Linked DNA regions of Homo sapiens: region 2 is linked to region 1. A link is an interaction called in ENCODE POLR2A ChIA-PET data of the cell type or tissue named here. Cell type or tissue: PC-9. All regions are shown on one strand.

Region 1 (2,500 bases):
CCCAGTAGGGGCGGCCGGGCAGAGGCGCCCCTCACCTCCCAGACGGGGCGGCTGGCCGGGCGGGGGGCTGACCCCCCCACCTCCCTCCCGGACGGGGCGGCTGGCCAGGCGGGGGGCTGACCCCCCCACCTCCCTCCCGGACGGGGCGGCTGGCCGGGTGGGGGGGCTGACCCCCCCATCTCCCTCCCGGACGGGGTGGCTGGCCGGGCTGAGGGGCTCCTCACTTCCCAGTAGGGGCGGCCGGGCAGAGGCGCCCCTCACCTCCCGGACGGGGCGGCTGGCCGGGAGGGGGGCTGACCCCCCCACCTCCCTCCCGGATGGCACAGCTGGCCGGGCGGGGGGGGCTGACCCCCCACCTCCCTCCCGGATGGGGCGGCTGGCCGGGTGGGGGGCTGACCCCCCCCCCCACCTCCCTCCCGGACGGGGTGGCTGCTGGGCAGAGATGCTCCTCACTTCCCAGATGGGGTGGCTGCCGGGCGGAGGGGCTCCTCACTTCTCAGACGGGGTGGTTGCCAGGCAGAGGGTCTCCTCACTTCTCAGACGGGGCGGCCGGGCAGAGACGCTCCTCACCTCCCAGACGGGGTCTCGGCCGGGCAGAGGCGCTCCTCACATCCCAGATGGGGCGGCGGGGCAGAGGCGCTCCCCACATCTCAGACGATGGGCGGCCGGGCAGAGACGCTCCTCACTTCCTAGATGTGATGGCGGCTGGGAAGAGGTGCTCCTCACTTCCTAGATGGGATGGCGGCCGGGCGGAGACGCTCCTCACTTTCCAGACTGGGCAGCCAGGCAGAGGGGCTCCTCACATCCCAGACGATGGGCAGCCAGGCAGAGACACTCCTCACTTCCCAGACGGGGTGGCGGCCGGGCAGAGGCTGCAATCTCGGCACTTTGGGAGGCCAAGGCAGGCGGCTGGGAGGTGTAGGTTGTAGTGAGCCGAGATCACGCCACTGCACTCCAGCCTGGGCACCATTGAGCACTGAGTGAACGAGACTCCGTCTGCAATCCCGGCACCTCGGGAGGCCGAGGTTGGCGGATCACTCGCGGTTAGGGGCTGGAGACCGGCCCGGCCAACACAGCGAAACCCTGTCTCCACCAAAACCAGTCAGGCGTGGCGGCGCGTGCCTGCAATCGCAGGCACTCGGCAGACTGAGGCAGGAGAATCAGGCAGGGAGGATGCAGTGAGCCGAGATGGCAGCAGTACAGTCCAGCTTCGGCTCCGCATGAGAGGGAGACCGTGGGGAGAGGGAGAGCGAGAGGGAGACGGAGAGCGAGAGGGAGACGGAGAGGGAGAGGGAGGGGGAGGGGGAGGGGGAGGGGGAGGGGGAGGGGGAGGGGGAGGGGGAGGGGGAGGGGGAGGGGGAGAGGGCGCTAGAGCCATTTTAGATGTGCAGGAGAAGAAATTCCCTCTCCCAAATCTACTGCCAGGCATACCCTCCAGCCATGTTTACCTCTCCCTTCCGTTGGTAAAGCCCACCGAAACTAACTCCAAAAGAGACTGAGAACCCTAGAAAGAACAGGTCTTGCTTCAAGCTGTTTCAATATCTTTTTTTTTTTTTTTTTTTTTTTTGAGAAGGAATCTGGCTCTGTCGCCCAGGCTGGAGTGCATGTTGCAATCTCGGCTCACTGCAACCTCTACCTCCCAGGTTCAAGCAATTCTCTGCCTCAGCCTCCCGAGTAGCTGGGATTACAGGTGCCCGCTACCACGCCTGGCTAATTTTTGTTTTAGTAGAGACGGGGTTTCACCATCTTGGCCAGGCTGGTCTTGACCTCCTGACCTTGTGATCTACCCACCTCGGCCTCCCAAAGTGCTGGGTTTACAGGCGTGAGCTACCATACCGGGCCTGTTTCAACATCTTTAAGAACTAGAAGTGAAGAAAAAGATGTTAGGTAAGAACCAGAGCATATATTGTTCAACTTGACAAATCTTGTACTTATCTAAAACGTGCTAATACTATGTTGCTTCTACTGTCTGTGAGCTCAAGAGAGAGAGTGCTTCCTTCCCAGGCTTTTCTGCTGCTCCTGGGTAATAGAGATCCTAATATCTTCTGATTGACCTTCTCTTTTTATTCTATTTATTTATTTATAATCTAATTTTAGAGACAGGGTCTCACTTTGTCTGTAAACTTCAACTCCCGGGCTCAAGCCATCTTCCTGTGTTAGCCTCCCAACTAGCTAGAAATATAGGCGTGTGCCACCAAACTCAGCTATTTTTTTTTTCTTTTTGTAGAGATGAGTGTCTCACTCTATTATTGCCCAGGCTGGTCTTGAACTTCTGGCCTCAAGTGATCCTCCAGCCTTGGCCTCCCAAAGTGTTGGGATTACAAGTGTGAGCCACCTCACCTGGCCCAAATTAGGTTAACAAATAGAAATTTTTAAATTTAAATTTTCATGCCATAAGTTTTTATACCTTTAGTGCTAATAAGTATTTGGAAATAATTAACACGTAGAAAACGAGTATTATTGGAAAAGTTCAGAAACAGTTGCTTAGGCCTAGCACAAC
Region 2 (2,500 bases), 510 kb before region 1:
ACTTGAATAATGGGAACATGTATTTTTGATCAAAGTCCCCTCTTTTCTTTGTTTTTTTTTCTTTTTTAAACTTTTTCTGGTAATAGCTTTATTGCGATATAATTCACTTAACATAAAATTCAACCACTTAAAGTGTACAATTTAGTGGTTTTAGCATATTTACAGAGTTGTGCAAACATTTCCACCATCAGTATTAGAACATTTTCATTATTCCAAAAATAAACCCGATACTCTTTAGCCATCACTCTAATTTCCCCAAACCTCCTAGTTCTAGGCAATCAATAATCTACTTAGTGTCTCCAAAGAGTTGCCTATTCTGGATTTTGGAATCATACTATACATGGTCTTTTGTGATGAGCTTCTTTTACATAGCATCGAATTTTCAAGGTTCATCCAAACTGTAGCATTCACCAATACTTCATTTCTTTGTATGGTCAAATAATATTTCATTATATGGATATACAACAATTATTTATCCATTGATCAGTTTATGAACATTTGTTTCTGCTATTATGAACAATGCTGCTATGAACATTTGTGCGCTGGTTTTTGTGTGAACATGTTTTTCATTTATCTTGGTTATATATAACCAGGAGTAGAATTGCTGGGTCATATGGTAACTCTGTATCTTGCCTCTTGAGGAACTGCCAGACTGTTCCAAAGTGACTACACCAGTTTACATTCCCACCAGCAGCGTATAAGGATTCCAATTTCTCCACTACTCCCCAACACTTGTCGTTATCTTTTTTGGATTATAGCCACTTGGTGATTGTAAAGTGGTATCTCATTGTGGTTTTGATTTGCATTTCCTTGATGACTAAAGATGTTGAACATCTTTTTATGTGCTTAATGGCCATTTGTGTATCTTCTTTGGATAAAAGTCTATTCATATCTTTTACCCATTCTTTTTTCTCAGAGCTTTTATTCCAATAAGTAAGACCAAAATCCATAAATATATGTAAAACAACTGCATATGTGCTATGAAGGTGAGGTACATGGTGTTCTTTGAGGGTATAATACAGGAAAATTGACCTAAGCAGGAAGTGAAGGAGCTGAAGAAGGTGTCTCCCAGAAGTGATGGTTGAGCTGAGACTGCAAGGGAGAAAAGAAACTAGATGGTGGATAAGAAGATGCTAAGCTTGTGCAGAGGCCATGGGATATTTCTGGAACTGAAGATGTGGAGCTAAGACAGCTTCCTCCATTTGCCTGGAGTGTTTCTATTTTCTATCTATAGCCTTCCTCATCCACGGGTACTCGCTTGGGGCCAGTGCTGCCATCCACTCCAACCCTCCCAATCATCATGAGGGCACTTGGCAGTGTTTGGGGCTGTTTCATTTTGCTTTGTTTGTGACAATAACTAGAGAACATTACCACATTAATTGAGAAGAAACCAGGGATGCTACACATTCTGCAATGTGCAGGGATAGCTCTACATAAACAAGAATTGTCCCAGCCAACATGACAATAGTGTACTAGTTGAGAATCTACTTCCGTTTCTACTTCTTTTGTGCGTGTAACATAAAATGTACCACCTTAACCAGATTTACATATACAATTCAGTATTGTTAAGTATATTCACATTGTTGAGCAATCAGTCTCCAGAATGCTTTTCATCTTGAAAAACTGAAATTCTATACCCTTTAAAGAACTCCTCATTGTCCCCACCCCCACCACCTCGCAACCATCATTCTACTTTCTGTCTTTCAATGGCCTTAACTAGTCTAAGTACTTCATATAAGTATTTGTCTTTTTGATTGACTTATTTCACTTAGCAGAATGTCCCCAAAGCTCATCCATGTTGTAGCATATGTCACATCTTTTTCCTTTTTAAGGCTAATTAATATTTCATGAATGTATTTACCACATTTTGCTTTTCCATTCATCTGTTGATGGACACTTAGGTTGTGTCCAAGTTTTAGCTGTTGTTAATAATGCTGCTACAAACATGTGTGTGCAAACATCTCTTCAAGATCATGCATTCAATTTAAAAAATATAAATCAGAATTTCTAGTGGTACATAGTAGGTGTGTATACTTATGGGTTATATGAGATATTTTGATACAGGCATGCAATGCATAATAATCACATCAGGTTGAATGGGATATCCATCATCCCAAGCATTTATGCATTCTGTTTCAGACAATCCATTAAACTCTTTCAATGATTTTAAATGTACAATTCAACTAGTTTTTACTATAGTCACCCAGTTCTGCTAGCAAAGACTAGGTCTTTTTTTTTTTTTTTCGTGTCCAAAAGATGTGAAACTATTTCTTCTTATTATTATTATACTTTAAGTTATGGGATACAAGTACAGAACGTGCAGGTTTGTTACATAGGTATACACTTGCCATGGAGGTTTGCTGCACCCATCACCCTGAAATCTACCTTAGGTATTTCTCCTAATGCTATCCCACCCCTAGCCCCCCTCCCCCTGACAGGCCCTGGTGTGTGATGTTCCCCTCCCTGTGTCCATGTGTTCTCATTGTTCAACTCCCACTTA

What was found. Peaks named below come from ENCODE experiments on the same cell type or tissue, not always from the same donor. Only the 100,000 strongest peaks of a DNase experiment are listed, where the experiment ranks them.
Region 2: POLR2A ChIA-PET joins it to region 1 with 19 read pairs; 2 of 35 experiments call an interaction of 5 or more read pairs at or near these places.

The regions. Positions count from the first base shown.
Region 1 is chr9:81,708,316-81,710,815 of GRCh38, reverse strand. The region is part of intron 1 of TLE1-DT (TLE1 divergent transcript); the gene reads right to left. Among named protein-coding and RNA genes, the nearest start is that of TLE1-DT, 20 kb to the right of the region's middle. In PC-9, no CTCF peak of the experiment used is centred here; DNase peaks (open chromatin) are centred at 1,505 and 1,912; H3K4me3 peaks cover 1,120 bases; H3K27ac peaks cover 1,264 bases.
Region 2 is chr9:82,221,851-82,224,350 of GRCh38, reverse strand. The region is part of intron 1 of LOC105376107 (a long non-coding RNA gene); the gene reads right to left. Among named protein-coding and RNA genes, the nearest start is that of SPATA31D1, 230 kb to the right of the region's middle. In PC-9, no CTCF peak of the experiment used is centred here; no DNase peak of the experiment used is centred here.